Regions from separate parts of the Homo sapiens genome. Here all the other regions are linked to region 1. The links are chromatin loops, found by intact Hi-C in ENCODE. Cell type or tissue: ascending aorta. All regions are shown on one strand.

Region 1 (8,000 bases):
CAACATGGATGGAACTGGAGGAAATTATGTTGTTAAGTACAAGTCAGGAACAGAAAGTTAAACACCACATATTCTCAGTCATATGTGGAAGCTAAAAAATAGTTGATCTCATAGAAGTAAGAAATAGAACAGAGGAGACTAGAAGGTGGGAAGCGTAAAGAGAAAGGGGGATAGGAAGAGATTGGTTAAGGTTATAAAATTACAGTTAGATAGGAGGCATAAGTTCTAGTTTACCACAGCACTGTAGAATGACTATAGTTAACAATAATTTATATAGTTTCAAATAGCTAGAAAGAGAGCATTGAATGTTCCTGATACAGAATTGCTGGGTCCTGGCTAACCTCCACCCTCAAGCCTGGAACCTGGGCCCTAAGTGAAAGCAGCTGACCTCATTTTTTCTGCTCAAATAATTGCCTTTTTGGCCCTCCCCACCCCCATCCTGTGCCCATAAAAAGACTTCGTCTGGCAGAGCAACACAAGTGGCTGGTGCAAGTGGTTGGGGATGCAAGCTGCTGAGCCTCGGAGATACAAGTTGGTGAACTTTGGGGATACAAGCAGCTGAGCATCAGAGACTATGGAGACGCAGTTAACTTCAGATGGTTCAGTTTCAGGGAAAGATCATCTTCTTCCCATACCACCCCCTTTCCAATTCCCCATCCCACTGAGTGCCACTTTTATCACCCAGTAAAATCCTCCACATACACTACCCTTCAAATAGTTCATGTGACCTGATTCTTCCTGGATACCGAACAAGAACTCAGGTGTCAAAAAGGACAGGTGCAGGAGGCTATCACTCTGACCCTTCACTGAGCTGCTAACAGTTAGCCATCCATGGACTGCAGGCTGAGTGAAATGAGCCACTCCAGTTCCTGCCCACAAAGGGGGTCGAGGTCAAGGAAACAATCCCATCTCAGTCCCAACACAAAAAAAAGATAAATGTTTGCCATGATGGTTATATTAATTGCCCTGATCTGATCACTATGCCTTACATATGTATTGCAATATCACTAAGTATGCCATACATATGTACAATTATGTGTCAATTAAAAAAATTAAAAATAAATAACTAAAAAGAAAAAGAGCTGATGTTTCAGTATGAGTCTTAAGGCCTGAAAAGACCAATGTCCTGGCTCAAGGCAGTTAAGCAGGAGAAGTTTCCCTTTATTCAGACTTTTTGTCCTGTTAAGGTCTTCATTTGATTGGATGGGGTCCTCCCACATTAGGGAAGGCAATCTTCTTTTCTTAGTGTACTGATTCAAATGTTAATCTCATCCAGAAACACCCTCACAGACACACCCAGTATAACGTTTGACCAGATATCTGGGCATCTAATGGCCCAGGCAAACTGACACATAAAATTAACCATCACAATGGATTATCCACAAAAGGGCAGCTATCTCCCTAAGGGGAATTCAGCTCTAGCTTTTGAAGTTTTTTTTCCTCTTTGTCACATGCATTATCCTATGTAGATCTGGTCATTCATTTATTCATCAAGGACCTCCTGAGAGCCTGCTGTGTGCCAGACACTACTTTGGATACTGGGGAGACAGTGAACAAAGTAGACTTATTGTGTAAAAAAAGTACACACTGGCAGTATCCTAATTTTGTGTAAATGGCTTCTGAAAATGTGCATAAAATAAAATGTAAGAAAATCTAAACAATAGGCTTATCTAGTATTAAGGGAGGGTTCATTCAGAAAAAAGCTAAGAAATATTATAAAACTTCTATTTATATCTTGCCTTTTAGTCATAATTTTGACAACAGATTCCCAACTTTTCAGAATATTTCTAAATTTGTTTTGATTGTTGTCTTTCTATGAGTGAACACACAATTGCTCTTGTTAAGCCCCATGAGTGTGTGTTTGAAGCTAAAGATGCGTCATTTTAGACACATATAATGGTCTCCATCTCTATCTCACTTCTAATAGGTTTGTGATATTTACAGTTCTTATCAGGTATTAGGGTTTTTATTTTTTAGGTTTTCACTTACTATACGACATAAGGACCAACGCTCTGCAACTTTACTAAAGAAAATAAATAATCTTTATACACTGATTACTTAGTTATGGGCATTTTGTTAAGTGCCTTATGAATATTATCTTTTTAAATCCTGGGATAGGAGTACATCCCTGGACCATTTATAGAACTGCATTCTGTTCAATGAGTTATTACAGAGAAAGGGAAGTGGATGAAGTTGAAAAGATCATCATGCCATAATGGATAGTACACAAAAGACATAATTAGCATGAAAAAAATTCAGCTTATTCAAATAGAACTGTAGTTACTCTAATGAATAAATGATCCCTTGATTATACTTTCAAGTAATACCAAGTCTAAAAATGGTTGTTAAACCAACAACTTCTAAGTTTTAATTGATTTGGAATGAATATGTGGGCCTCCATTATCATAAGCCAGACCAATGTAGTTGAGATGCCCATTTTCCCACTATTCCTAGCCCTGAACTTGGCTAAACTGCTCAACTCTTTGAGCCTCAGTTTATTTTTCTGCAAAATGGGAGCAATCGTAAGAACGTCAAAGGATGCGAAAAGGATAAAGTAATTTATCCTTTAATAAAGGATAAAATAAAGTTTAATAAATAAAATAAAAGAACATACAGTTTGGAACTTGGAACATCATAGTTGTTTGAAAAATATTTGGGCTTCTATTTCCTGCAGTCAGGTATATTCTAAGTATTCAATGAATATTTGTTGGAGGTGTTGAATTCCAATATCTATAAGCAAAGAGAAGTATTATATTAAAATAAAATTAGTTATTGAATTTGGTGTTAAATAGTTTAGTCTAGAGCTGCCTCTTTACATATTTTAAGTTCAGCCTAAAGATTTCTCTGTACATCATGAACTATAACCTAAACGGAGATATAAACAGACTGTAACCTACTCTTGTGCCAATCACCGAGTTTTGGCCAGTCAAAGGGTGCCAACTGTTCAAACCGTGTTCAAATAAGGTAAATGCCTGAGCTGTCACCAGTCCAGCTGTTTGTATACCTCACTTCTGTTTCCTGTGTGTCACTTTCCTTTTTCTGTTCATAAATCTTCTTCCACCCTATGGCTGCTCTGGACTCTCTGAGCCTACTCTGGCTCTGGAGGCTGGCTGATTCATGAATCATTCTTGCTCAATTCAACTGTTACATTTACTTTGGCTAAGGTTTTTCTTCTAACATTGGAAAGAAAGCTGAAACCTTTCAAACTTTACTCTTGAATCTTCTTTTCCTTGTCAGGGAACTCTTCAAGGGTGGATGTCCTGGAATGGCCAATTATTTGTCTAAATGCTTTGTTTCTTTCCTAACCAATTAGGCTAAAACACCTCTGGTAAACAAATAGGCATACAGGCCCCCCGCCCTCACCACCCCATAAATAAGACTGTAGGTGAGAAAGGCAGGGAGGCTGCACTTTCCCCTTCTGATCTGTGCAGGGGAGGTTTCTGCTTCAGGGGATGTGGAGGAGACTGGTCCTGGCTTAGTCTTCTTAGGTAAATCTTTGGCGGGAGCAGCAAGCTGCCCCTTCTAATCTGCCTTCCAAGTGCATGTAGTGGTTCATGGCACTGCTTTACAAGAGGGATGGGTTTGATGGGTGGAGCACTTGCACATTTTTAACTTATAAAAGTCCTTGTGAGCCAGGCACAGTGCCTCATGCCTGTAATCCCAGAACACTGGGAGGCTGAAGTGGGAGGATCACTTGAGGCCAGGAGTTGGAGACCAGCCTGGGCAATATAGTGAGACTCTGTTTCCACCAAAAAAAAAAAAAAAAAAAAAGAAAAAAAAGAAAAAAAAATTAGCTGGGTGGTGGCACACACCTGGAGTGTTAGCTACTCAACAGGCTGAGGTTGGTGAATTGCTCAAACCTAAGAGGTTGAGGCTTCAGTGAAGTTGGTTATGATTGTACCACTGGGCATCCAAGTCTGGGCAACAGAGAGAGACCCTGTGTCCAAAAAACAACAACAAAAAAGTTATTGTGAAACCCTTAGAAGAGACAGTACCAGAGCTTATCAGTATCTGGTTTTTCTTTCCTTTCTGGGTCCACAGAGGATTACATTTCCTAGGTCCTTTGCCAGTAGGTGGAGCTATGTGTCCAGTTTCACTTCAGAGCCCAAGCATAGAACATACAGATGTTGGTACTGCCACACACTCTCTTCAATCTTGTCTTGAGATGTTAGAGCCACAAGGCAAGGGACATGTAGTTTGCTGAGTTACTGCATTGACCTTAGTTGTCCTGGAGAGCTGCCCAGACATACAGTAGATGTAGCAAACATGAAGAGTAAACTATTATGGTATGAAGGCACTTAAATTTGAGGGCTATCTGTTACTGCCTCATAATCTGGTTTATTCTGACTAATTGAGCCTCGCGGGGAAGGTTTGAAATGGGGTAGAAAGTATTCTGTGCTACCAACAAAATATCCTAAAACTATGCCAAATAGTCTACTGGTAAATGATGGGGAATCAAGACTGGAGGTGGGAAATGAGGGGAAGGAAAGCAATGAATCTGGAGAAGCTGCAACAGAATTACTGTCTAAAATCATGATCAATTGCTTTTTCTGGGTTTTGAGTTAGCCTGTAACCTTCCTGCATTCCAGGATTCTCAAATAAATTCTATGCCTTTGCCTATCTCAAAGGAATCTCCTCGAAGACCATCGTTTTTGAAATGCCTTGAAGATTGCTTACAGCAGAAACCAGCTCAGCACCTGTCTGTTGCCAAGTTTCTTTGCAAGTAAGGAATGATAGTCGTATGACTTTAAACTATCATTCTTCCTTCACTTGAAGTGAGCAAATTTGAGTCAACAAATAACGATGGGAGCTTACATCAAGTGACTGTGCTTGGCTGTGGGGCTACCAAGATGAAGAAGGAATGCTCCTGCCCTCGAGGAGCTCACAGTCTAGTGGGAGGGAACAATGCGGACATAACTGGCTACGGAACAAGTTAGCCTGGGGAAGGGCTTCAGCAGAGGCATAAACAGAAAAAGTCAGGGTCCAGAGGGAGAGAGATCTGTTCTCTTTGTTGGGGAGGGGTCTGGGAAGGCTGTATTTTAAGTTAGTACTTGAAGGATGACAAAGACCTTGATGGTTTTCTGTGAGGTATGAAAAACTGCCAGTGTTGTATCTCTAGCTTTAGGAGTTTTATTCCTATGCTGCAGAAAAATCCAGCTCGGGAGATGTGTAATTTAAGCATTTTCAAAGCCCATATAACCAGAGATCTGGGCTAATGGGAAAATAGTCATAACATTGCCGCTAAATGCAATAACTTGTTGATATATTTTGCTCAATTACCCTTGTTAATGATTCATCAATCTTTTTTTGCTTCCTGCACTAAAAAAATCTTGCTGCAGAATTTTGCCCAAACATATACACACCCAGTTTTTGGCCCTTGGCAGCCTTCCTAAGTGGAGAGTATTTTCCACATGTGGTTGTTGACATGTAGATTTTGAAATTCAAAAACAATGGATACATACAAGAGGGAGAGGAGACTGAGAATGTATCCTCCATGACACACAAAGATCAGTGTTTTTTACAAGGTGGTCCCGGCTGGGTGTGGTGGCTCATGCCTATAATCCCAGCACTTTGGGAGGCTGAGCTGGGCGGATCACATGAGGCCAGGAGTTCCAGACCAGCCTGGCCAACACGGTGAAACCCTGTCTCTACTAAAAATACAAAAAAAAAAAGAAAAGAAAAGAAAAGAAAAAAAATTAGCCGGACGTAGTAGGGTGCGCTTGTAGTCCCACTTACTCGGGAGGCTGAGGCAGGAGAATCACTTGAACCCAGGAGGCAGAGGTTGCAGTGAGCCAAGATCATGTCACTGCACTCCAGCGTGGGTGACAGAGCAAGACTTCAACTGAAAAAAAAAAAAAAAGTGGTCCCTAGAACACTAATTTTGGATGAATTAATAAATGTGGTATAAAAAAGGATTATATGGTATGTTTTTTGTCAGTGTGGCAACTATCAATTTATTACCTCTCAGCTCCAAATTCACCCTTTTGTTACCAGCTCCACAGTGAAGCCTTAAGCATTGCTCTTTTGTAGCAAGCATGGTGTTAAGCTTTCTCAGTAGAGGAACACCGGAGAAACATTGCAGGAGGAGGGGGATCCTCTTCCTGCTGGCTGCAACCACACCTTTTCCAACAAGGTCTGAATCCCAGCCTTGGGGAGGCCCCAACTTCCAAGTTTGCTTCTCCTTGGATGCTCTTCCTTGGCCCTGGAGTATTCGTCAGTGTACTCTTCACATCTCTATAGTTACTCCCCTGTTGTTTTTATTTTATTTATTTTATTTTTTTTTGTTTGAGATGGAGTCTCGCTCTGTCACCCAGGCTGGAGTGCAGTGGTGTGATCTCGGCTCACTGCAACCTCTGCCTCCTGGGTTCAAGTGATTCTCCTGCCTCAGCCTCCTGAGTAGCTGGGATTACAGGCACCCACCACCATGCCCAGCTAATTTTTGTATTTTTAGTAGAGATGGGGTTTTGCCATGTTGGCTAGGCTGGTCTTGAACTTCTGACTTCAGGTGATCTGCCCACCTTGGCCTCCCAAAGTGCTGGCATTACAGGCGTGAGCCACCACACCTGGCCTCCTGTTATGTTTAATAAGGGTTTATATTAAACAAGTGAGTGAGTTCTCATGAGATCTGATGGTTTTATAAGAGGCTCCTCCCCCTTTATTCGGCAGTTTTCCTTCCTACTGCATTGTGAAGAAGGTGCCTTGCTTCTCAAGTTCTGCCATGATTGTAAGTTTCCTGAGGCCTTCCTGGCCATGCTGAACTGTGAGCCAATTAAACCTCTTTCCTTTATAAATTACCCAGTCTTGGGCAGTTCTTTATAGCCATATGAAAACAGACTAGTACAGTAAATTGGTACTGCAGAGAGTGGGGTACTGCTATAAAGATACCCCAAAATGTGGAAGCAACTTTGGAACTGGGTAATAGGCAGAGGTTGGGAAAGTTTAGAGGACTGAGAAGAAGAGAGGAAAATGTGGGAAGGTTTGGAACTCCCTAGAGACTTGTTGAATGGCTTTGACCAAAATGCTGATAGTGATATGGACAATCAGGCTGAGGTGGTTTCAGATGAAGATGAGGAACTTGTTGGGAACTGTAATAAAGGTGATTCTTGCTGTGCTTTAGCAAAGAGACTGGTGGCATTTTGCCCCTGCCCTACAGATCTGCAGAACTTTGAACTTAAGAGAGATGATTTAGCGTATCTGGGAGAAGAAATTTCTAAGCAGCAAAGTGTTCCAGAGGTGACTTGGATGCTTGTAAAAGCATTCGGTTTTATGCATTCACAAAGAGATGATTTGAAATTAGAACATCTGTTTAAAAGGGAAGCAGGGCATAAAAGTTTAGAAAAATTGCAGGCTAATTTCTAACGCAATGTGTTAGAAAATAAAAACCCATTTTCTGAAGAGAAATTCAAGCCAGCTGCAGAAATTTGCATAAGTAATGAGGAGCCAGATATTAATCGCCAAGACAATGGGGAAAATTTCTCCAGGGCATGTCAGAGGTCTTCATGGCAGCCCCTTCCATCACAGGCCCAGTGGCCTAGAAGGGAAAATGGTTTTGTGGGGTGGGCCCAGGGCCTTGCTGCTTTGTGCGGTCTCAGAACTTGGTGCCCTGCAACCCAGTTGTGGCTAAAAGGGGCCAATATACAGCTCAGGCTGTTGCTTCAGAGGGGAAAAGCCCCAAGTCTGGGAGGCTTACATGTGATGTTGAGCCTGCAGGTACATAGAAGTCAAGAATTGAGGTTTGGAAACTTGCATCTAGATTTCAGAGGATGTATGGAAATGCCTGGATGTCCAGGCAGAAATTTGCTGCAGGAGCAGAGCCCTCATGGAGAACCTCTCTTAGAGCAGTGTGGAAGAGAAATGTGGGGTTGGGGTCCCCACACAGAGTCCGCACTGGGGCACTGCCTAGTGGAGCTGTGAGAAGAAGGCCATCATCCTCCAGACCCCAGAATGGTAGTTCCACTGACAGCTTGCACAGTGTGCCTGGAAAAGCCACAAACACTCAA
Region 2 (8,000 bases), 1.4 Mb after region 1:
GATACGGTAGTTACAAATGGCCTCATCATATTCTTAACTTGCAAGAAAATTATACTCAAGAGAAAAGTAAATGCAGAAGAGGAAAGCCTTATCTAGAGGCTGTTTACATTCAGCAAGGGAAGACTGTGTGGAAGATGAACTGAGCTGTTCCCAGGGCTCACAGCCTTCCCCAGCACCGTGGAAAGCATTTTCATTCCTCAGTGCCACAGGCTTCATTTATATCTCCCAATGTGATTGTCACGTCGGCCTGTATCTCTGGGGGGAAGAAAATGACAGTTGCTTTTATATTTATATTCAAAATTAGCATAACATGCTTAGCCAGCCCGAATGCCAACCAAGGAATGAGAGTAGGGGCAGTGCTTCAGTGGGATCCGGGACTTGGAGAACGAGGTCCTGAGACCCTTAGGTGGCCTTGAGGAACCTGTGAGTCTGAGCTGGAGCTGGGCTGCCACCGTCCCTGGCAGGGTCTTTGTGCTTGACTTGGTATTAGATTTGGCACTCCCATAACCTTGGTTTATACCCCTGGCTCCTGCTCTCTTTCCTTGCCTTTGCAAATGAATAAAAACTCTGGGTGGGGGTGCAGTGGAGAGAAGATGCAGAACTGAGCCCACATGAATGAGCTGATTCCTACTCTAGATGTGGAACTGGACCATGCTTTCTACCATTATCCAAAGAAAGAGGTTAATTAAACAAAGGCACCAAAGGATCCAGGCCACATCTAGAGGAGGGCTTTCTGACTAGATTTAGTCTGATAAAGGCTGAGTGTGTTGGGTTGGTTCCCCCTGAAGCAGACCCTACACCAATGACTCCAGGGCAAGTCGTTTATTTGGGAGGCTCAGGGAACACAGATTCCTGGTCTTACCCATATCTTCTGACTCATGTGCTGTAGCAGAGGAGCCCAGGAGTCAATGTTTTTCTTTAACACACACTGTGAGGTGCTTCTTTGTGTCTGGTGAGCTTGGGAGCTTGTGCCCTGGTTGGTAACAAGCCTGCGTGCCCCTTCCCCAAGAAAGGGAGACCGGGATCATTTAAAATGCCCTGTGTGACCCCAGAGGCAGGTATATCTGAACTGCCCCCCAGTCCCAGTATTTTGGATGCCTCATTTAAAAGTGATTCCCATCACAAATGGTGTTCCCTCAGAGCTGTGAAGATCTGCCAGCTGAGGCAATAGTTTCTACACTTTTAGATTTCCTGGACCAGAATATTTCAAAAAAGTGATCTAGAAAATGACATAGAGCCACCTAATTTTATTTTGCCACGAAAGGACATTTAAAATCAAACATTGAGATGTTTGGAATAAAAATGGTGGGAATCCGTTGATCGCTTTAAGCATGGGAATAACACCATCAGATTTTTATTTTAGAAAAGGGCACTTGGGAAGATGCTGCCGTTGGTTCTGGAGTTCTCAGATCTGATTCTCTATTTTATGAAGATCACATGGTTAGTGTGTTAAGCATTTGTAACTTCCCCTCTAATTCTCCTTTGCGTAACCGATTAGCATACGGATTAAGAACCTTTTGGGAAATCCAAATGTAAATGCAAATGTAAATTTCAGAACTCAGAGCAACTTAAAACACTGTTTCTTGAATTCACACTCAAGTTTTATATTCCTTTCTCATGTTTATCCTTCTATCACCCAATTTCCTCCTTGTGGGATATGAATGTTCTTGGTTATGGTTGATCACTCATAACTTTTTCTGTCTGTTTTCTTGATGCATGCTGCCTCTGCCAAAATTCCTCACCTGCGTTGACTTCTACAGCCAGAAACTGTAATCTTAGGTCTAAAGGTAAAGTCCTTGTCTGCTATTTCAAGTTGCTCTTGGAAAGCCTTTCTGTTCTTCACTGTCATCCTCACTGTGAAGATTTTTAAATGATCCGTTTCATTTCTGTTTTTACCATCACTTTTAACCTTCTCTTTGAAGAAAGATATCTCTGTAATATTTACATGTTGATCTTCAACACAATCAACAAAGCACTGGAAGATCTTGGTGTATCAAAAAACAGTTTAAGTAGTGACAGGCCTTCGTCTAGTCGGCCTAGAAGTGAACTCTTGAAATGCCGTATCTTGTTCCTGATACTGCCTGATATTTAGTCAGTAACATTAGAAAGGCTGTGTTATCAAATGTACAATTTGTATTTAAAGCTAAAATTAGTGCATTTAAAACATTTCAATATATCTTCTCTCCTGGGTTTTGGTTCAGTGTCTCCTGGAATTCAGATAGAATTTACATTTCTTTAAAATAGTAAACAATTTAGAATATTTGCTGAGAAATGATGGAAAAATACGTAAGTAAGAGTTTGGAATGTCTGGGCTGGTTTCTTAACTGACAAGTGGTATTGGTCCTCGAGGAAGGGTTAAGTCCCCTAATAATGCCTCTTCGTGGACATGGGATGGGGGTTAGCTTAAGCGTGAGCACATACTTGATGAACCCAGCAAGATTCAGCCACTCTTTTTTTTAAGCAATTTAATCTTAATATGGAAGTAGATAATATTCAAGTGCCAGATGCACCAGATTTACTAGTCTTGAGCATTTGCTCATAGAGTTAACTACCATTTATTGAATATCTACTGTGTGCTGGGCACTTGGCTAGTTGTTTTCACATTCAGTCATTTAGTTATTTGTCCCTCACAATATGTTTATGAAGTTAATGCTAATGTGACACCATCCACTTTAGGGACCTGGAAGCCCCCTGCTGGGATGTAAAGCAGGTCTCTCCTCCAAGACATCACATTTGCTCCCAGGAACAAGACTCGTGTTTTATTTTCCTTTGCTCAGCTTGGCTTCAGAATTCGCAGCTGTCTAGATTGTCCATTTAGTTGCAAACTGCCAACTTGCAATTTTCTGCCATTCTTTAGAAATATAAGCAGCTACATGCATGAATTGGAATGACATCAAGTTTCATCATCTAGTTGCATTAATTTTCGTTTATCCCGGAATAAAGTCAGCAGTGATTATGAAAATATGTTTAGGTCACATGATTGTATCTAGAAATTGTGCTGTTCCTAGGAACTCAGGAACCGTCTGAGACACGGACTGCCAAGGTCGGTCCTTCACTGTGGATCTGGCTCCTGGGCATGGCATGAGAGGCACCTTTAGTAAGTGTCTACTCAGTGCTTGGTCCTTTGTCACATTATTTCTAATCATGCGTTATCTCTAATTTTCACAATGACTTGACAAGGTACGTATTATTATTTCCAGTGTATCAGAGGAGGAACCTTGTGACTGGCCTGTGTTTAACGTGCCTGACTTAGAGTCTGAGCCTTTTTTCTAAATTAAGATACATTCCAGATTCTTGAGTAATTGTTTGCCAGCCAATCCAAAGTGCTTTGAATCTTTAACTTCTATTTTTGCAGTGTGCAAAGCGCCTTATATGTAGATTGTTATGCAAGTACTCCTGCCAAGATTTATTGATCCATTTAAAAACAAACAAAATACCTTTGGGGTTAAAATTAAACCATTTGCAGCTCAAACTAGCATTTAGACATCTTCCTAGGGGTTGAAAGACATCTTCCAGTAACCACTTGGCCATGTATTTAATTACTCAATTCTCTGCTTCCTCTGTTTCAAAAAGGAGTTTCAAAATGGAAAAAAATACATACATATATATATATATATATGTACACATTCAGATTCAACTAATGATGGCAGATAGGTTAAAAAAATGAAACATGGCCAGGTGCGGTGGCTTACACCTGTAATCCCAGCACTTTGGGAGGCTGAGGCAGGTAGATTGCTTGAGGCCAGGAGTTCAAGACCAGCCTGGACAACATGGTGAAACCCTGTCTCTACTAAAAATACAGTACTCGGGAGGCTGAGGCCCAAGAATCGCTTGAACCCAGGAGGCAGAGGTTGCAGTGAGCCGAAATCGCGCCACTGCGCTCCAGCCTGGGCAACAGAGCGAGACCCTGTCTCAAAAAAAAAAAAAAAAAAAAAGAACTTTGTACACCATGGAATGTTCTACTTATTATTTTGTGCTACAATATGTGCTGTTTCTTTTGTTTGAATTGCAGATTGTCTACTATGAAGCAGGGATTATTCTATGCTGTGTCCTGGGGCTGCTGTTTATTATTCTGATGCCTCTGGTGGGGTATTTCTTTTGTATGTGTCGTTGCTGTAACAAATGTGGTGGAGAAATGCACCAGCGACAGAAGGAAAATGGGCCCTTCCTGAGGAAATGCTTTGCAATCTCCCTGTTGGTGATTTGTATAATAATAAGGCAAGTACAATATTGGACAACAACTGATTGTGTTTTAGGCTGATGAAGAGTGTCTCACATTTTTATGGTTAAACCATGAGTTTAAAACTAAACAAAATAGCAACAATGAAAAAAAAACCCACCAAACAGAAAAGAGAGAGCACAAGCGCTTGTCTAGAGTGATTCGAAAGGATCTCATTATCATCAGACATTAGCGTTGTAATGAAGCTGCCCCAGCTGAGCTGATGAGCCAGCCCTTTGGTATTTTTTTCCTCTTGAAGGTATCCTGAGAAATCTTGGACTGCAGAAAGGACTTACCTCCCAGCACAGCAGACTCCTCTTAATTAGCTATTTGCAGGCAGGCAGCATGCAGAAAAGAGAGATGGATCTGCAAGTTGATTTGCTAGTTGAGTCCAAAGGAATCTTGATGGACTGATGCAGTCCCTGAATTTGGAAATTTGAAAATATTGTAGAATGCAATTGACTTTCTAATAATAAACTCATTTTTCTTTTATGTGCTGTTAATCCGCTACCCTCCCTTAAGTCTGGAACACACTTCACGATTTAGGGTATTTCTGCTGCAGTGTCTGCTGCTTTCAAAAGTTTTCCAGTTGACTGGCAGATCAGAAATACATTGCTTTTAAGATGACGTTTTTTCGAGTCCAAATTAGATTGCTCATCTGAAGATGAGTGCGCCACAGCAGTGTTCCCTTGTTATGTTGCTTGGTTATTGTTCCACATTTCCTCATTCATTCCGCCACTGTTTCATGCAGCAGCAGAAATCAATGTGCCTATGACATGAAGGCACAGCAAGGGTTGGCCAACAGCATTCTCTTTGTTGTTTCTCCAAACACCACACGTGCTCAGTAGCCGTAAGATTTTTTTCAAGTTTTACTAAGGAAGTGATATTCAGGAATTTTAACAGAAAACAGTAAGTCCTGTGAGTTGGAGTTCTAGCTGCAAACCCAAGAAGGAAAGCCTTTAAGTGTGGCCACCAGCAGGGGTCTGATAAGATGTGTATGGCTTAGGGTGACCACTCATTGGAATGCAGTGTACCCATTGAAGAGGACTGGGCAGCTCTGGATTTGTTGATACCAGTCACCATGACAGATGAAGTGAAAAAGCAGGTTGCAGACCATGTGTAGAACATGGTAACTATGTTAAAAAAAAAAAAGATCAGGAAGGAGACACAAGCACTGGGTCATATTTTTATAGAGCAGATGGGATGTGAAAGGGTTGACAAGAAACTGGCAACAGTGGTTGCCTCTGGAAAGGAAATTGAGGGTTGTGGAGGGGAAGGAAGGAAACTCATTTCTTGCTGTAGCTGGGCTTTTTGTCTCTTTTGATTATGTACCAGGCTCGGGTATTACCTATTGAATTAACTTAACTGAAACTTGAACAGTGACAAAAAAAATCTTCACAACAGACAAAGGCCAATGCATTACCACTTACTCCAGGGCAGTGACTATTTAAGCAAAGACATACTTTTGCTCATAATAGTGGAATAATCGACCTTAACTATATATGTGTGTAAACAAGATCCAAGTGAATGTGTTAGCTGACTTCATGCATTGTTGGTTAGCCTGAGAGTTACTTGTTTTGTCTCCATGACATTGGGGTGTGGGCATCTCTGCCTGTCAATCTCTCTCTCCCTCTCTCTCTCTCTTTTCTTCCCTTTTCTGTCTCTCCTTGCCTCTCTGTATTTTTCTGTCACTGTCTGTCTCTTTCTCTGTGTCTCCAAAAATCATTTGATCCTTGCTATTTTTTTCACATTTGATTTTGAGAGGCAGTTTGGGATCAGGTCAGTAGTGGTCATTCCAAATGTCCCTGTCTCTCTCTGCTTTGTATTTGATATACTCTAAGGAATGCACAGACTCCTAGTTATAGGGGTAGTTACCTCTTTTTCAGCTACCAGAAGAATCTCGGTTACAGCCCTGAAACCTGTCAAACCCACCAGGGATCCCTGGTGTGTTTCCTGTAAGCCTGAAACTTACACGCCACATTTGTCTAGACACTTGCACAGCCATGTTTACCCGCTCCATACACCCTGGACCTCAAAGATGAGACTCGGATGTGAAAGCATCATCTGAAAATATTGCCCTTAGGGCTTCTAGTTAGAATGATTACTTATTTAACAAGTTAATAATTTTCACTTGATGTCAATACATATAGTATAATTTCAGGAAAATTCTTTATTGAATGTAGTTATTTATTTACCTGAATAAGTGTTTACATGTGTAATAATCGGTTTCCAATATATTGGGTTTCTTTGTTTTTTTGAGACAGAATCTCGCTGTGTCACCCAGGTTGGAGTGCAGTGGCGCTATCACAGCTCACTCCAACCTCCGCCTCCCGGGTTCAAGTCATTCTTGTGCCTCAGCCTTCCTAGTAGCTGGGATTACAAGCATGCGCCACCAGGCCCGGCAGATTTTTGTATTTTTAGTAGAGACGGGGTTTCACCATGTTGGCCAGGCTGGTCTCAAACTCCTGGCCTCAAATGATCTGCCCTCCTCGACCTCCCAAAGTGCTAGGATTACAGGTGTGAGCCACCGTGCCTAGCCACTACAATGGGTTTCTTTTTCAAAATTGAACTTTTATTTGCATTACATATAGTTATGTGTTATGCATGTTATAGTTCACTCTCAGCTGATTGAGTTATTTACATTATGTTGAAAATGCCAAAATATATCAACAATAAAGCTACAAAGTAAAAAATAAACTTGGCTTCCATTTATATATAAAATGAAAGCTACCGTTTTGTTAATTCTTGAGAACTCAGACCTATCAAATCAATATATGTTTTTTCTAAGTATATTTTAATTTAGAAAATTCTTTTTAAAAATGCATGCTGTGATTCTATACCCTCCTACACATTCAGTTAAAACAATTTTTTTCCCCACCCAAGTAAAACATTAATGTGAAAATTGTAATTTTAGATTTCAATATAATTAAACCAAAATTGATCAACTGAGATTGTGACAAAACTAAAACTAATTTGATTTCATATAGCACATTGAATTTATGTATAAATTATAAATAGGCTTAAATAAGAGTAGTGTGTGAATTTTTTTTTCTCACTTTAAATTCTGATGAGAATTTAAGCTTCTTTGCCTTGAACTTTTTGATTTACGGTAGCTATTTTAATGGCTTCCTTTTGAAACCCCCACTGGTTTGCAAATACCTTAAACATCATGAGTTGCATAATACCTACATATTGTTTGCAAGTAATCCAAGCTAGGCAGGAGGATTAAAGACCTGGGGAAAGTTAAGATTTCTCTATTATGAGTAGTTAGACAGGAGAAGAAAGAATGTCAACAAAATCAGAAGATTAGATAAAAATAAGAAGGACAAGAATGTCAACAAAATTGGAAGGCAGAAAGGGAAAGAAAGGAAGTGGAGGGAAAGATAGGAGAGTGGACTCTCTCTTGTTTAATGCAGGGCCTCTAGCTGACATTGACTTCAGCGGAGATGGGACACTATTGAGAAATAATCTTTGCATGTGATTTTTAAAAAATTCTTTCAGAAACCCAGAGCAGTCCACCTGCCTTTTATTGGACTCAATTTCATTTTGTGGCTCAAAATATTACAATTAAATGCAGTTGGTTTTCAAGTTAGTTTTGAGCATCCTTTTTTATTTTAAAAAATGTAAATCTTTTCTTTAGGGGGTGAAGGGAAGACATAGGTGTTAAGGAGAAAGATGCCCTAGCAGATGTGCAATCTACGTGGGCATGTTCTTTCTCTGAGGGTTCCCAGAGGCAGCTGTGGAATGTGAGAATTCCGTAGACACTGACATATGTTTATGC
Region 3 (8,000 bases), 530 kb after region 1:
TTTCTTGTCTAAATTCATTCATATAAATATGCACATATAAATGTTTATGTGTGTGTGTGTATATATATATATATATATATATACACACACACATATATATTTTAGCAAAGATGGGCAAAAAAGCTATAAATACACGTAGAATTTTGTTAACTTTTTAAAAAAATTGTAGAATTTTCAAGTTTTCAAGATTCTGCTTTTTAAATTTTAATAACACAATTTCCCTTCTTGCTCAGAAGGAAAACTTGATCACCTTTTTTGTGGACTCTGATGGCTGGCTTTGATTCCTCTGCCATGCCACTGCTTCTTAAGAGGTTGTACACCCCAGGCGCAGTGGCTCACGCCTGTAATCCCAGTACTTTGGGAGACTGAGGCGGGAGGATCACGAGGTCAGGAGTTCGAGACAGCCTGGCCAACATGGTGAAACCCCGTCTCTACTAAAGACAGAAAAAAAAAATTAGCCAGGTGTGGTGGAGTGCGCCTGTAATCCCAGAAATACGGGAAGCTGAGGCCGGAGAACCGAGAACCGCTTGAACCTGGGAGGCAGAGGTTGCAGTGAGCCGAGATTGCACCATTGCCCTCCAGCCTGGGCTACAGGGCAAGACTCATCTCAAAAAAAGAAAAAAAAAAAAAAGAGGTTGTATATATTTTATACGTAAGAGTGGGCGAAAAAAGGGTTGCGGAAGGATAAAGGAAACAGTCCCTGGCAAATGTAGGTAGTCAATAAATGTTTGCTAACTGAATTAAAGAATGCATGCTAAGTTCGATCTTCTTATATTTAAATGCAATTATTTCATCTTTGTAGCAAGTAATAAAGGATTGCAAGTTTCTGGGGGTGGGGCCACTTTCACTCCTGTCCCCGTGAAGAGACCACCTAACAGGCTTTGTATGAGCAACAAGGCTGTTTATTTCATCTGGGTGCAGGCGGGCTGAGTCCGAAAAGAGAGTCAGCAAAGGGAGATGAGGTGGGGCCATATTATAGGATTTGGGTAGGTAAAGGAAAATTACAGTCAAAGGGGGTTCTCTGGCGGGCAGGGGCAAGGTGGGGAGGGGGTGTCACAAGTTGCTCAGCGGGGGAGCTTTTAAGCCAGGATGAGCCAGGAGAAGGAATTTCACAAGGTAATGTCATCAGTTAAGGCAGGAACAGGCCATTTTCACTTCTTTTGTCATTCTTCAGTTACTTCAGGCCATCTGGATGTGTACTTGCAGGTCACAGGGGATGTGATGGCTTAGCTTGGGCTCAGAGGCCTGACAGCCACTACTAAGAAATGATTGTAATTATATTATTGCCTCCACTGGCTCCACTATTGAAAGTGAAATGATGAAGGAGTTCAACAGCTCACGTATGAGGAAGTATATTTTAGGGGCCTTTTTGTGCTTCCTTTCCTCCCCACCTCTTACTCAGCTAATGATCTAATGGTAGGAAAGCAGGCAAAGGCCATAAGCAGGCAAGTTCAGAATAGAAAAATATACAGATGAATGATTGTCATGAAAATACTTAATCTCACTTATAGTCAAAGAAATGTCAGTTATTACAAAATACATAACTGTGAAATTATTGTATATGTGCATTATACATTTTGGTGGACACTGACAAATTGTCTTCCAAAAGGACAGGACCCATTCACACTCTTCCCCAGTGATTACTATGGCCATTCCTCTACTTCTCTGACAGACGTGAATTTTTTCTGTTATTAATCTAACAGAAACCAGCATTTTATGTTGATTTTCATTTTCTTGATTATAAGTGAGGTTGAATGTCTTTCCATATTCTCAGTGGTGATTTGTACTGTGTGAATTGTTGGTTTATATCTAATGTTCATTTTCTATAGGATTGTTTTCATTTTCCTATTGAGATATACATTTTAAAAAAATTAAGGCTATTAATCTTTATTCATTTATTTTGCAAATATTGCCACCAAATGTTTTATTTATCTCTTAACTTGGCTCACTGTGTTATACAAACGATAATTTCATTGCCATAATTATCAATTCTTTCTCCATTGACTTCCAGGTCTTATGCTTGACTTTGGAATATATTTCCCATAGAGATTTTTTTCCCATTGCAATATTATCAGAATATCCTTCTTTGGCTGGGCGCGGTGGCTCCCGCTTGTAATCCCAGCACTTTGGGAGGCCGAGGCGGGTGGATCACGAGGTCAGGAGATCGAGACCACGGTGAAACCCCATCTCTACTAACAATATAAAAAATTAGCCGGGCGAGGTGGCTGGCGCCTGTAATCCCAGCTACTCGGAGAGGCTGAGGCAGGAGAATGGCGTGAACCCGGGAGGCGGAGCTTGCAGTGAGCTGAGATCGCGCCACTGCACTCCAGCACTCCAGCCTGGGTGACAGAGCGAGACTCTGTCTCAAAAAAAAAAAAAAAAAAAGAATATCCTTCTTTAAATATCCTCCCCGCCTTTTTTTTTTTTTTTTTTTTTTTTTGACAGAGTTTCCTTCTTATTGTCCAGGCTGGAGTGCAATGGTGTGATCTTGGCTCACTGCAACCTCTGCCTCCCAGATTCAAGCGATTCTCCTGCCTCAGCCTCCCAGGAAGATGGGATTTCAGGCGTGCACTACCACCCTCGGCTAATTTTGTATTTTTAGTAGAGACAGAGTTTCACCACGTTGGTGAATTCCATGAAGAACTAATAAAATATGGCTGTGCAATGAAGAAAGTGGGTTTCTGTAGATTGGGTCATTAGGGAAGACTCCGATGAAGAGGTGGTGTTTAAGCTGAAACCTGAATAATGATCAGAAGGTAGGCTTAGAGTCTGGGCAAAAGAGAATCCCAGAGAGTAAAAAGCAAGTACAAAGACCTTAAAGGGAATTCTAGTTTGGCGTATTTGAAGTCAGAAGGAAGGCGGTAGAACTGGGAAGAGGAAAGACATGGACGTGCTCAGAGATGTACACAGGGTCCAATAGTGAGTGGCCTCACAGAGACTGGTAGATAGCTAGGGTTTATTCTAAGTGATAAGGAGACATTGGAGAACTTTAAACAAGGACACCCTGTGGTGTGATTTAGAATTTACATTCGTATGCTTGCCCTCCCTGAGGCTGCCACTAGAGGGAGACAGGAGGCGCTGAGGCAGTCACAACGCAAGCTCCCCAGGTACCGCCCCTGCTCAAGGGAAATCACCGTGCATTCAGGCCATTACCTGCTATAAGGGCAGGGAATGTACAGGAGGGAAACCGGCTGTTCTGACTGGGGAAAGAGGGCCGGAACTTTGTGTCGTTTTTAAAAAGGCGGGTTATCAATGGATCTGCTCATGTCATCTCTTTGATTTTGTTTGTTTTCATTGTTTGATTCTAAATAAGCAATCATACTCCAGATATGAGGGTCGGCGTGCCACTTTCTGTTGTCCATATACTGACCACACCAATCTGTAGGGCCATTGTCCCCTCCCCATTGAGTGATGATCTAGTTCCCAAAGCAGGATTCTCCGGACCAATCTCACAGCCCCCTCCCCAAAACCCACAGCCTGAATCTTGGGAAATTGTTCAATTTCACCATAACCTTAAGCAGAGTCCTATAAATAACTAAAATGTATGGCTCAAATTCTTCTGCAGTAAACACACTGGAAAGAAAAATGTGCAGTCAAACCAAGTTCCAGTAGATGAGGAGCTTATTTTTTAAACTAGGGAAACTAACACATTGAAATTCACATAAAGCAAAATAATTGGGATTGTGCCTTAGAGTTTAGCATAGCAGGGGTTGAAGGAAACAAGCTGGTATGAAGACCTCAGCAGCAAAAGAGAAACGTCTTCAACATTTTAGGCTCAGAAGAATATCTTCCTCACAAGGGAATGTGGTGTAAGATCTGGGTCACTGACCATGTTGACTACTGAAGCTTGACACATTGTGGAATTCTAAGACAACCGTGTTGCCATTTACATGGTGAATAAAAGGGATTCCAAAATTTTTAACTTGTTTGAGGAAACACACTGCTGTAATAAATACTCCAAAGGCAAAATTAATGTCATTCAGCGACTGAGAGAGCGGTGGTAACCCACTTACTCCCTGAACTAGAAAAGTAAATGACAACCGCAAGTTTTATCTTTAAATAAAGCAAATATAAATGAGTATTTTTCTGTTAAACATCACTCGAAATGTTTGTGCCAAACATAAAAAATAAGTGTGTGTATAGGATTTATACACACACTTATCTTTTATGGCACCATGTTGTGTGACTTAGAATTTACATTTGCGTAAATTTTGGACTTAAAGAAAAGTTGCAAAAATAGTACAGAGAGTTGCTGTATGCTCTTCACCAAGCTTCACCTAATGTTAACATCTTACACAGTCATGATACGTGATTTAGTTAATGCTCACCATTTATTCTATACAAGCCTTCAGTGACTGGATAATGCCCACCCACATTGGGAAAGGCCATCTGCGCTACTCAGTCCACTAACTCGAATGCTAATCTCTTCCAGAAACACTCTCACCAACACACCCAGAAATAATGCTTAATCAGATACATGGGCATTCCATGGCCGTCAAGTTGACATAGAATTAACAATCGCAAGTCCACCCCTTGTCAACTTGGCACCCACACACATCCTCTTAAATCATACTTATTCTCCAAATAAACAGAATTAAAAGGTCAAAATTCCACCAAATGTTATACAACTATCATGTGTAAAACCAGAAATGCACTAACCCCTTCCACAGAGGAGGAAATAAAGTCCTTGAGTGATGTTAACTCTTCTGCTTGATATTTTATGACTTATAAATTATGATGTAGTTAATAATATTAAATACTATATTATAAAGTCAACACATCTTATAATATGTGATAAGAAAATAAGAAAGGGAAGAAAACAACGTTTGCTTAATGCACACATACACACACACAGACATACTCGTAACAAAATAAGGAAGAAATACTCATGACAATGACAGCCTTCATTTCTGTAACTGGTCACATGGCTGTAGCCAGTGTTTATAATGACCTTTTTCCACTACCCATTCTGTATTCCTCTTGCCTTCAGCAAACACCTCAGCTGGCTGTGGTTCTTTACCTGTTGGGGTGGCCCAAACTTTCATTTATGAAGGTCCTGAGCTATTTGTAGTCCTTCCTGGATTGGGTCACTCTTCATGGACATTAATCACAGGGCATGGTGACACTAAGAGACATGCTAAGGAATCTCCTACATTCCATACATCCATAGTGGAGTAGCAGTTCAGTTTCCCCTTGGAAGTCAGGATCACTCACTCCAGGCAGTACAAAAACTCCTTTCTTTGCCTGTTGATTGATTTGGAGTCCTGAGGAGCCCTAAATGGCTGGAAGTCTTAACTTCCAGTTCAAAAGAATCATTTTTGTGTCTCCTGATGGAAGAACTTCTCCCTTTGGAACTAAGACCTCTAGGCCAGCAGAGAAGAGGTTGCAGGAACAGGAAGCAAAAATTTTGCTAGTGGGTCCCTAAAGGTAATAGTGAATGGTGACACTCTCATTTCTACCCTTTGATTCCTGGACCCATGAATCCTGGCTATAGGAGGAACAGTACTATATACTGGATGCTGACTGAGAGACTTACATAGTCTTTTAGAAAGCCTTGCCCCAGCCCTGCCTGGTACTGCCACCTAGCTGACATTGTTACTGAGTTTTCAACAGGCCATTTCACTGATCTATCAGTGCAGCTGCTAGAGGATGGTGGGGAACATGGTAAGACCAGTGAATTCCATGAACATGCACCCAGTACCACACTTTCTTCTGAAGTGAGTTCCTTGATCAGAAGAAATACTCTATAGAATGCCATGACGATGGATAAGGCATTCTGTAAGTCCATGGATGGTAATTTTGGCAGCAGCATTGCAGCAGAAAAGACATATTCATCTCCAGAGTAAGCATCTATTCCATTAAGAATGAAACACTGCCCCTTCCATGGTGGAAATTGTCCAATGTAATCAACCTGCCACAAGGTGATAAGCTGATCACCTCAAGGAATGGTGCCATATTGAGGACTCAGTGTTGGTCTCTACTGCTGGCAGATTGGGCTCCCAGCAGAGGCCATAATCAGATTGGCCTTGGTGAGTGGAAGTCCATGTTGCTGAGTCCATGCATAGCCTCCATCCCTGACACCATGGTCACTTTGTACATGAGCCTATTGGGTGAAGATAGGGTTGCCTGGGAAGAGAGGCTGACTGGTACTCACAGACTGGATCACCCTATCTACTTGATTATTAAAACCCTCATCTGCTGGGGTCACCCTTTGATGAGCATTCACGTGGAACTAACATATCTGCATGTTTTATGCCCACTCAAAGAGGTCTATCCACATATCTCTTTCCCAGATTTCCTTGTCACCAGTTTTCCAACCACGATCTCTTTAAGTCCCCGATCATCCAGCCAAACCAATAGATGCAGCCCATGAAGTGTATATAATCGCATATCTGGCTGTTACTTCTTCCTGGCAAAAAAAAAAAACCCAGATGCATTGCTTAAAATTCTGCCCACTGGAAGGATTTCCATCTACCACTGTCCTTCAGGATGCCCCAGGAAAGAGCTGTGGTGCTGCAGCTGTCCACATTCAGTGGTGCCTGCACATGATGCAGAACCATCGGTAAACCTGTTCCAAGCCTTCTCTTTCTCTGTCAACTGATTGTAGGGGACCCCCCATGAGGTCATAAGTCCAAAATGGAAAAGAGAAAGCAGTGTAGCAGAACTGGCGACCATGGCATTTGGGACACTTCATGTAAATTACTTGTGCCTTCACGACCTGCTCAGACCCCATCATGTATACACCATTTCCATTGGATAATGGAGTGTTGCTGTGCACGCCTCCATTTATAGCTTGATAGGCCAGCTAACACTCAATTCCTTGTGGTCAACTCAGGTCCCATGGTGACTTGCTGGCTCATGGTTCAGTCTCTACTAAGGCCTGGTAGCAGGCCAAGGGCTATTTCTCAAAACAAGTGTAGTTAACCACAGTGGATGGCAGGTCTTGCTTCAAAATCCCGAGGGCCTGTGCTGTGATCCACCTAATGGGCCTGCTAAAGCTCCAGACAGCATTCCTTGCCCATCTGCCACGGAGACACCAAGCACTATTGAATCTGCTGGATCGTATGGTCCAAGTGGCAGAGCAGGTTGCACAGCAGCCAAGACCTGCTGCAGAGACTTCTCTTGTTCTGTGCCCCTCAAATTAGCAGCTTTTTGGTTCACCCAGTAAATGAGTTGGACTAATGCACCCAAATGAGAAATATACTGCCTCCAAACTCCATAGAGGCCTATCAGGCATTGTGTCTCCTTTTCACTTGCAGGTGTGGGGCCAGATGCATCAAAGCGTTCTCTGCCTTAGAAGGGAAATCTCCATGTAGCCCCACAACACCAGCCTCCCCTTGAGTGAATTGAAGAGCCATGACTCTCTGATTCTATGATTCAAGTTAGACTTTTGTTCGCTCAACCTAGAATTTGCTTATATACATTAAGTAAGAATTCAGTGGGTTTCCTGTCTATTTCACTTCTAGGAACAGCATGATCAATTAGTCAGCCCCACAGGTCAGTGTGAGTCAGACTGCTCTGAGGGCTGCTTTGACTCTGCTGTGCCAGACAGTGACCACGTTCACCTGGCCTCGGGTGGTTGATGCTGCCGTGTGGACCCTGCCACCCCAGGATCCAATTACACCCATTGCATTTAGGTTTCCCAATTCAGTAACTGAAGTTCCGCTGTAAGGCCTGCGCTGTATAGAAAAACAACTGTGGGATGATTTTCCAAGGATGCTGGGGCTCCTCACATAAGTTTATTTCTCACAGTTGTGGTGGTAGGGTCTTAGGACCCTTCCAGTGTGAGTGAGTCGGTTTTAAATGGTGAATCCACCCTAACATTCCATCTCCCTAAGCTTTGAATCCCTTTTTCTACTTTATTTATTTATTTATTTATTTATTTATTTATTTATTTATTTTTTGAGACAGAGTCTCACTCTGTCACCCACGCTGGAGTGCAGTGGTGCAATCTCGGTTCACTGCAAGCTCTGCCTCCCGGGTTCACGCCATTCTCCTGC

The links. A loop is a pair of places that touch in the nucleus more often than their neighbours do. Peaks named below come from ENCODE experiments on the same cell type or tissue, not always from the same donor. Only the 100,000 strongest peaks of a DNase experiment are listed, where the experiment ranks them.
Region 2: a loop joins it to region 1, with 5 times the contacts of the local background. A loop is called at or near these places in 7 of 110 quality-filtered maps.
Region 3: a loop joins it to region 1, with 2.6 times the contacts of the local background. A loop is called at or near these places in 23 of 110 quality-filtered maps.

The regions. Positions count from the first base shown.
Region 1 is chr4:17,443,955-17,451,954 of GRCh38, reverse strand. No RefSeq gene overlaps it. Among named protein-coding and RNA genes, the nearest start is that of QDPR, 64 kb to the left of the region's middle. In ascending aorta, a CTCF peak has its summit at 4,086 (motif pointing right); DNase peaks (open chromatin) are centred at 2,996 and 4,069; H3K27ac peaks cover 1,055 bases.
Region 2 is chr4:16,029,522-16,037,521 of GRCh38, reverse strand. PROM1 (prominin 1) reads left to right here. Exons shown (of 28, transcript NM_006017.3): 4 at 1,761-1,787; 5 at 4,013-4,218. Among named protein-coding and RNA genes, the nearest start is that of PROM1, 51 kb to the left of the region's middle. In ascending aorta, no CTCF peak of the experiment used is centred here; a DNase peak (open chromatin) is centred at 3,131; H3K4me3 peaks cover 826 bases; H3K27ac peaks cover 4,151 bases.
Region 3 is chr4:16,911,987-16,919,986 of GRCh38, reverse strand. No RefSeq gene overlaps it. Among named protein-coding and RNA genes, the nearest start is that of LDB2, 17 kb to the right of the region's middle. RefSeq lists an enhancer at 762-1,579 and a silencer at 3,130-3,209. In ascending aorta, CTCF peaks have their summits at 3,077 (motif pointing right) and 5,592; a DNase peak (open chromatin) is centred at 3,055.